Regions from separate parts of the Homo sapiens genome. Here region 2 is linked to region 1. Evidence: read pairs that join two places in POLR2A ChIA-PET (ENCODE). Cell type or tissue: MCF 10A. All regions are shown on one strand. Each heading gives the region's core, and the rest is flanking DNA. Links, peaks and the distances in the headings are about the cores only. Region 1 overlaps MIR29B2CHG (MIR29B2 and MIR29C host gene). Region 2 overlaps CD34 (CD34 molecule).

Region 1 (4,386 bases), core at 296-4,295:
TCTCCTCCCTCCTTTCTCCTCCTTCCTCCTCCTGCTACTCACTGTTCTTGAGTCTGGCAGACAGAGGTCCTGATAGCAGAATGAGGCTGGAATAGCACCATAGGTGCAGCTACCAGCTGGGCCAGCCAAAGAGGAAGGAGAGAAAGTGGGCTTGCAGTTGGCTTTGGATTCAAATCTACCCTCTGTCTGGCCCAGCCTCCCTCCATTCTATTAGGGAAGTGGAACTACATCACGCCACAGGGTGTGCCCAGTCCATGTGTGTGGACCAGGTGTGTGCCCAGGTACTGGGGAGAACTGCCACTCAGAGATTAGTTCAGGAAGCACCCTGGGCTTCCTGGTGCCCCCCTTGGGCTGTGCTCTGCTCTGGGGAGAGTGTTTGACTTGTTGAAATGCTCTCTCCTTTGAGATGCTGTGCTCTCCCTCCAGGGAGGAGCAGAGGCTGTGCTGCAAGAGGCTGGGGCATGTCTCTGGAGGAGCTCTTGGGAACAGGAACGTGCTTCTCCCAGCGAGAGCAGCCATGCCGTCTTGTGAGTGTGGTGCCTGGTAGGATACTGCATCTGTTAGTTACTTCCCAGTGGCTGAAGGAAGTGGTCACCAGCTCTGCCTGGGGGAGGTGGGGGAGCTGGGCTTTGGGGCGTCTCCCTCCCTACCTCCAGAGTTAGGTTTCACCTGAGACTGTGGTTTCACTTTTGACTCCATCTTCACTGAGTCAAGCAGATGATTTAGGAATGACCAGGGAGCAGCATTGGTGGTTTGCCTTTGGATCTGCATTGGTTTGGACCCATGAACTCTGTGGTGGGCATTGTGTTTGTGTAATAGACCATTGGTATGCTCATTTTTCCTCTTGCAGAAAGCACTAGCTTTCTTGAAAGCAGTTCAGGGACATGCCCATCCTTCTGTGCCAGAGCTGAGCCCTTCTACTGGGGGAACATGGAGACACGCGAGCTCCAGTCTTCATTCCACTCCTCCTCCTTCCCTTTGCCCTCCACTGTCTCCTGCTGTCCCCCCAGCTCATCCCAGGGGCAGGGTAACCTTGGTGCATCCTCCCATCCAGCCAGCAGTCCCGACCCAGGGCCCCCGTGCCTGGACTGAGTCTGGGGTTTATGTCAGTAGTGTTAAGGGAGGGATGGAAAACTGAACTTTTAGGAGTGCAGCTGCCTAGGAACATAGACCTCCATACCTCTGACGCAGGGGAAACCAGAAAAACCGATGCTGGGTCCACGTAGGCTTGGAAGGCTGTTACTTTTTGCCTTCTTACCTGAATAGGAATTTGAGGGGCACTGTGGGTTTGGAGGATGTGATTCCCACACTGGGGCTCAGGGCCTGGGAAATGCAGTGGTCCCTGGGTTCTGAGTCCTCCTTTGAAGGCCACCCTGCCAGAAAGGAAGAGCCTGATGGAGGTTTCTGGGGACTTTGGGCCAGCCGGTAACTCCATGCTCCCTCTGCTCCACCCTTGGCCCCTCATGTGTATACCATTCCTTTTATCACCCTTCCCTCTGATTCACAGCCCCCACCCTGACAGCTAAAGACAGAATGCCCAGGCTGCTGCCTAGAATGACAGGAAGCTGGACTGCCCTTTCAGTTTATACATGCAATGGCCTGGGACTGTCTCTTGAGGGCAAGACATTCCCCTTTTACAAAAGAGCCTTCCCCAGGCCCCTCTCTCACCAAGATGAGCTCTTCCTTGCTGCCAGGAGCCCTGAAATCAGCATTCCCAGAGGAAAGAAGATGGCCATCTGGGCTTGGCTTCCGGCTCCCCCCATCTGGCTGGAACACACATCAGTCACGTAAGTAGCTGTGACTCAGCACCCAGCACTGCCTTGGCAGAACCTTCCCACGTTCTGGATTTGCACACACTGTGGTAGCGCAGCACAAGCAAGCAGGGTTAGGTAACTGGGGACCAGTGTCTGTTTGTTCAGTGGGTTTGCCTATGGATTTCAGAAAGAAGGATTCCCTCACCTTCCCATTTTCCTCCCATGTTATTTTTTAGGTACCATGCTAGGCTTTAAAGACAAAGCATCATTTATAGAATGAAGTAGAAGCTGTCTTTGCAGTCTCCAAACTATTTTTAACCAACAGCCTATAGATGGTATTTAACCCTCAGGTGTGTTTGGCCTGCACGGGTTTTTGTTTTTGTTTGAGACAGGGTTTCACTCTGTAGCCCAGGCTGGAGTGCAGTGGCACGATATCAGCTTGCTGCAACCTCTGCCTCCCGGGCTCGAGCAGTTCTCATGCCTCAGCCTCCTGAGTAGCTGGGACTACAGGTGCCACCACACCTGGCTAGGGTTATTTTAATGTATCTGATTTTGCATGCATTTAGACAAAATATGGCCTCTCCAGTTCACTGTATTTCTGCTGCATGCTGTTGCTGCTTCTCTGTCTCAGGTTTCCTGCCCAAGCCCTCCGAGCATTTGAATGTGCTGTGAGCAGCCTACCTCAGCCTCCTCTCTTTACACATGAAGACACTGAGGCCCATTCAGGGCAAGTGGCAGGTCCCTGTTCTCAGAGTTGGGGCCAAGCAGGTATTAAAACCATTGTGTTCTGATTCACTGTGTGCCCAAGCAGATTAATGCCCTGGTGTGAGGTCGAGAAGCCTCCAGGTAGAATGTGGGGACAGAAGTGGACCAGGCTAGAGTATAGCTCCCACACCTTTCCCATGCGTGGCAGCACTCGTAAGACTGACATGCCCACCCTTCTGGATGGGTGGTTTTCCTCCCCAGACAGCCCTGCCAACCCTTTCACCTTCAGCCAGTTTGTTTGGAGTCATTAGGCTGAGGTGGGTAAAACCCATCACCCTCCTTGGATGGCAGAGCTCTCAGCAGGCTGGGATTTTCATGGGCTGCCTTCTTACAGGTCTAGGTGGCCTTCAGGCATGGTGCCAGGGAAAGCAAGCCCCTTCCAGCCCTTACCAAACTAACTGGCTGCTTCCTAGTAGGGAACAGCCACCAGCTTGTTTCAGCGAAGAGTCATTGCTCAGCTGATTCTGAGAGGAGAAAACTGGTTCTGTTGGGAGGGCTGAGACCTGAAGGACCCCTTTTATCCAGTGGAATTGGAAAGGCAAAGGATTTCAATACTAACATGATTTTTTTCTCCACTTCTTTTAGAGTGTTTAATTAAAGTGATGCATTGTTAATGGCTTCTTATCTCTTCTTCCAGAGAGTAAAGAGTTAAATTTTAGAATCCAGGAGTGGGGACCCAGACTGTGGCTTCTGTTAACTCCCTCAGTGGCAGTGGCGTCCTGCTATGCACAGCCCCTCTGCTGTACTCCGAATGGTCCCTTACGGGTAGCAGGAGAGACATTAAATAATCACACTGATGACCAAGTGAGATAAGTGGTTTTTGAAGGAAAGAACTTGAGGCTGGCGAGGACCACTTAACCTTCTAGCAAGGGCTGGACTCAGGGAGGCTTTCCTGAGCTGCGGGGAGGATGACAGGTTCCCTGGAGTGGTGGTGGGTGGGGGCGGGGCTGAGGGGTGGTAGCCAAGGGAGGGTGAAGGAGAGTATTCCAGAAGAGACAACAGCTTAGGCAGGCAGGACCTCGCCATGGAGGAAGGTGCTTTCTGATCACTGCGGGACACCTGTGTGATAGCTCATAGGGAGGGGGTACTGGTAACTAAAAGTTGATAAGGAAGAGTGGCTAAAATGAAAAGCAGAAAAGTGAGAATCTCATCAAATCCCCTCATTTGACAGGATTTGGACTCCCAGTAGTAACTGTCCTTAAACACTCACTCCTGACCTTACAACCCTGGCTGTTACCTGGTTAACAAGCCCCAGGTGTTGGCTACAGGTGTCATCACTGAGAGCCCTTGTGTGCAGATCTGCCCCAGCTCTCCCACCTGTGACTGAGGCTAGCAAGTCCCCCGTGGGCTGTAGAGCCTAGCGCTGGTGTCAGAATCGCTTGTTGCAGGTTCATCTTCAGTGTCTTTCCCACAGCCACATGCTGGGGAAAGACGGCAAAGGCGCTAGAGGAGCAGGAGAACAAAGCAAGCTGCCCCAGACCACCCGGCTTTCGCAGAACCCAGATGATGCTCCTGTCTCCCCCTAAGTATAACGTGTTATGTAGTCAGTATGATCCCATTCAGTGCAGAAGTATCGCCTAGGAATTTCCTGCCCCACCCACCCTGTTTTGTTCTTAATGAAGTTCAAGAACAAAATGAGATGATAGTCAAGTTATGGAGCAGGCTGCAGTGGATACAAGGGCAGAAACACAGTCTTTGGAGTTAGACCTGGGATCTGCATTGATTGGTTGTGTGACTGCAGACAAGTTATTTAGCCTCATTAAGGATGAATTTCTTCGCAAAAATTGGAATAATACCTGCCCCATACGACTGTTGTGAGAATTAAACACCGCAACTTTTGATGTTCAAATTCTATTTCTTCTCCTTC
Region 2 (4,386 bases), core at 114-4,113, 79 kb before region 1:
TACTCTTCCGAAAAATCCTCTTCCTCTGAGGCTGGATCCTAGCCTTATCCTCTGATCTCCATGGCTTCCTCCTCCCTCCTGCCGACTCCTGGGTTGAGCTGTTGCCTCAGTCCCCCAACAGATGCTTTTCTGTCTCTGCCTCCCTCACCCTGAGCCCCTTCCTTGCTCTGCACCCCCATATGGTCATAGCCCAGATCAGCTCCTAACCCTTATCACCAGCTGCCTCTTCTGTGGGTGACCCAGGTCCTTGTTTGCTGTTGATTTCTTTCCAGAGGGGTTGAGCAGGGATCCTGGTTTCAATGACGGTTGGAAATAGAAATTTCCAGAGAAGAGAGTATTGGGTAGATATTTTTTCTGAATACAAAGTGATGTGTTTAAATACTGCAATTAAAGTGATACTGAAACACATCTGTTATGTGACTCTGTCTTAGCTGGGTGTGTCTGCATGCAAGAGTGACACCCTCCATTAGACCTAGCTAGACTGTGCAGTGATGTGGTGGGGAGGACCAGCCAGGGAAGAGGGAGCACCTCAGCAGACACAGGCACCAGCCAGGATGCTAAGGACCTTTAGCCAAGTCTGCCAACTATTCTCCTCCATGGGGAGAGGAAACATCCATTTCCAGTGGTAGAAAGGCAGACCCGAATGTACCAGGGAGCTTCCAAATGGAGGGTGGTATGTTGGGTTCTTAGGAGCTGTACCCTTCATGAACACCCTTCTGAGAAGAGGAGCATGCTGATCACTGCTGCAAAATATGCAAAACAAAGGGAAGGGGCAATGTCCTGTGCACCCTTTATTATCAGGCCACCCCCCTCCCCAGCCCCCCAGGTCAGAGTAGACACAGTGAAGGACTATGTGGGGACTGTTGTTCTAGAGACCTGGCAGCCAACTCAGGGAGGGGGCTGGTTTCCACCCTCAAGATTAAGACAGCAGCCTAATTAAAAAAAAAATCTGTAAGCATGTACCTCCCCCCAGCTTCCAAAACAACCCCCACCCCACCCCTACCAGGCCATAGGAAGTTGGGGAGGGAGTGCTGAGGAGCTCCAGGAAACACTCCCAAGTGTGTCGACAGTGGCAGAGGCAGTTGGGGCCAAACAAAGGTTGATTCTTCCATTCTTATCTCCATAAAGCCAGACCTTTCCCTTCAGCACTCCTCCACCCCCATCTCCTTCTTGCTTTTCTCCAACTCCTCTAATCATAGGTTCTTCCCTAGGACAGAGGGGAGGCGAAATGATGAGGTTCAGAGTCTTCCCTCAAAGGCGATGGCTGCCTTGAGGGTTGGAGCAAAGGATGATGAGCAAAAGACGATGGTAATCAGTAGGGAAGTCCAGCCCACTTGCATCTAGTTGCACATCTTGCCTTGAGAGTAATCCAGTGAGGGTCTGTCCCAGCTAGGACATCAAGTAGGAGGGGTGGGTTCAGGGTTCAGATTCCTAGGAAATATGGGAGGAGAGGAAAAGGCAACTTGGATGCACCTCCAGCTTCAGGCCTAGCAACCTGCAATGCATCTCACCCTGAGTTTGCTGGAATGTGTATGTATGCTTTGGGAGGAAGGGCTGTGTGTGTATTGCGGGGTGGGGTGGGGCAGCTGGTTCCCTCTGACAGCTGGACAGCTTGCCCTGAAGAATTTGCCTGCTTTCTGGAAAAATCCAACTTTCCCACCGTGGGCCTGAGCGTCCTGGTACAGCAATGGCGCCACCTGCTGGCCTTATTGAGGTCCTACTGCTCAGCCTCAGCTCAATCGCCTCCATGTTGGGCTTCTCTCCCTGGCTGCCCCACCCTCTAGTCCAATTTCTCTTGTACACAAAGCTCATATAACTATAGAACGTCACTGTTGAAGAGAACTTTAAAGATACATTTAATTAAACTCCCTTATGGTATAGTTAAAGACAAACTAAGGCTCAGAGAAGGGAGGTGGCTTGCCCAATCACCCAGAATTCCAAAGTCCTGAATCTGTAGTTTTCCCTTCCATCATATCATCCTACTCTTCTGCCGAGTCCTCCGTGTTACTCCAGTTGGATGTCATGAAGCCAGTGTGGCAGTGTGAAGATAGGTTTGGGACTTCACTTCTGGAGCATTTCATCAACATAAGCTATCCTAGGCCTGGCCAGCCAAGCAGGTCCTGGAGGAGCCCCAGGACAAAGATCACAGGAGGCCATGAGGTTCGGCTTCTTCGGCGCCCACAGTGAGCCCAGGAAAATTAGCTGTAGGGTATTACACTGTTGACTATGGAGAGCATATCTGGAATTATCTTCAGCCAGATTTTCATCTGAATGGATAAATGGGAATACCATCTAAGTCCAGATAAATAGATCACTTCCATCTCATCCCTTCTAGGTAGATTAATCCCACACTTCCTCTTCACACAAAACCAGTAATAGGTCATCGATTTTGTGCAACAGGATGCTGCTTCTCTTCCTAAAGCCCCCATCGAAGAGGCTTCCAGCCACCATTCAATCATTCATCAAGTCTTATGATGTGCCAGACACTGCGCGAAATGTGCCAGAACATCTGTTATGTGCCAGACACTGTTCTTGAGACTGGGGATACAGCAAACACTCATGAAGCTTATAATTCTAGCAGAAGAGGACAGTAAACAATGTCATCTCAGTAAGTATATACATGTGTTTTCAGGATTGAGAGCTATGAAAAACATAAAATATATTGAGAATAATGGTTGGTATTTTACATATGGTGGTTACTTTTAGAAAAATAACAGTGGAGAGCACAGCTTCACTTGAATGAAGTGGAGAAGCAGGTTGTATGCCAAGCTGGGAGAGATTATCCCACACAGGGGAAAGGACAAGTGCAAAGCCCTATGATGAAAAGCTGCCAAGTGCAGAAAGCCTCAGATGGCAGGGGGCAAGATGGCCATGAGGTTGTGTCAGTGAGTGGGGGTGGGGAGAGGCAGGAGGTCAGACTACATGGGGCCTTTTTAGTTGTAGATTGGGAAGCCACTGGAGGGTTTTGAGCAGAGAAGTCATATCATCTGCTTTATGTTTTAAAAGGATCATGCTGGCTGCTGAGTAGAGAATAGAGGTTGAGGGATAAGAAAGTAGAAGGAGACCGTAGCAAGAAGAACGATCATGGCTGGGAGCAGGTGATCATATTGGCAGTGATGAGATCAAGCAGAATTCAAAAAGTGGTTTCAAAGTAGAGGTAACAGGACTTGCTCAGTCTATTTATTTCTTCAAATAATAATCATATTTACAATGATAGTAGCTAACAGTTTTTGAGTGCTTACTGTATGAAAATTGAGATATGGTGCCAATATTTAAATAGCATATTTTACTTAACATTCACAGAAACCCTGTGAAGTAGGTTCTATTATCTCAGAAAAAGAAACTGAAACTCAGAGAATAACAAGGGACTGTGTTACGTGCACAGTGGCAGAGGCAAAGATGAATAGGATGTGAGTTTATTTGAACCCCAAATGTTTAAATCTTGGGGATAATACAACACACATTTAAACAAAGAAGCAAGAAAAAAAATGCACAACAGAAAGTGAGAAATAACACGAGGAAAGACTAAATGAAGTGCTTTGTATCTAGATGTGGGCAGGACCCTTTCCAGCTGAGAAGATCTGAGACTGGGTCATGAACAGGTGGTTTCTGAGTGGGTCCTGTAAAAATGAATACGATTTTGATGATAGTAATGAGTAAGGACATTTGAGACTGATAGAAGAGTACATACAATATGTAGTGATGGGGAAAGATAAGGTACTGTCAAAGGACAATGTGTTTTCTGGTATGACAGAGAAGTAGAATGTGTTAAGGGAAGCCGAGTACCAGAAAGATCCGGGTGTCACAGTTTGTGTAGGGTGTTTAAAGCTAAACCACAGAGTTTAATTTTATCCAATAGAAGAGGAGCCACAGAAGAGTTTCCATTTATTCATTAATTTATTCATTTATTCAAAAAATATTTGAGTGCTTATTATAAGCCAGGTACTATGCCAGGCACCTGGGATAAGACATAGTCCCTTCTGTCAAGTCTTTACATTGGGTGGATGTGGGAGGGACAGATGACAGAACAATATGCATTGAGTGTAAGTGCTATGGTATAGGAAGCTCTGAGTGGGAGGGGCATGGAAGCCGTGGAAGACCATGGAAGGCTTCCCAGGAGAAGTGACGTCTGGACTGATCCTTTGGTCAAGCAGGAGTTAAAGAGGAGAAAAGGAGAGATATGGGTGTTCCCGAGAGAGGAAGAAGCCTTGTCCCAGGAGCAAAGTGAGGGTGATTGTTCCAGAAATGTGAGTGATTCTTTTAAGGCTCAAGCAAAGCATGTGATTCTTCTTTATACCTTCTATTTCTTTGCTGAGTGTTTCTGTTCTTTTGTTTCAAGCATGCTGCAATTGCTCATTAAAGCATGTTTATGATGGCTGTCTGTTT

What was found. Peaks named below come from ENCODE experiments on the same cell type or tissue, not always from the same donor. Only the 100,000 strongest peaks of a DNase experiment are listed, where the experiment ranks them.
Region 2: POLR2A ChIA-PET joins it to region 1 with 5 read pairs; 5 of 35 experiments call an interaction of 5 or more read pairs at or near these places.

What each region holds. Positions count from the first base shown.
Region 1 is chr1:207,803,406-207,807,791 of GRCh38, reverse strand. It overlaps MIR29B2CHG (MIR29B2 and MIR29C host gene), which reads left to right. Exons shown (of 6, transcript NR_135299.1): 5 at 1,695-1,787. Among named protein-coding and RNA genes, the nearest start is that of MIR29B2, 3.1 kb to the right of the region's middle. RefSeq lists an enhancer at 926-2,125. In MCF 10A, for the core only: no CTCF peak of the experiment used is centred there; a DNase peak (open chromatin) is centred at 1,811.
Region 2 is chr1:207,882,560-207,886,945 of GRCh38, reverse strand. CD34 (CD34 molecule) reads left to right here. Exons shown (of 8, transcript NM_001025109.2): 8 at 1-4,386. Among named protein-coding and RNA genes, the nearest start is that of CD34, 26 kb to the left of the region's middle. In MCF 10A, for the core only: a CTCF peak has its summit at 1,690 (motif pointing left); a DNase peak (open chromatin) is centred at 1,695.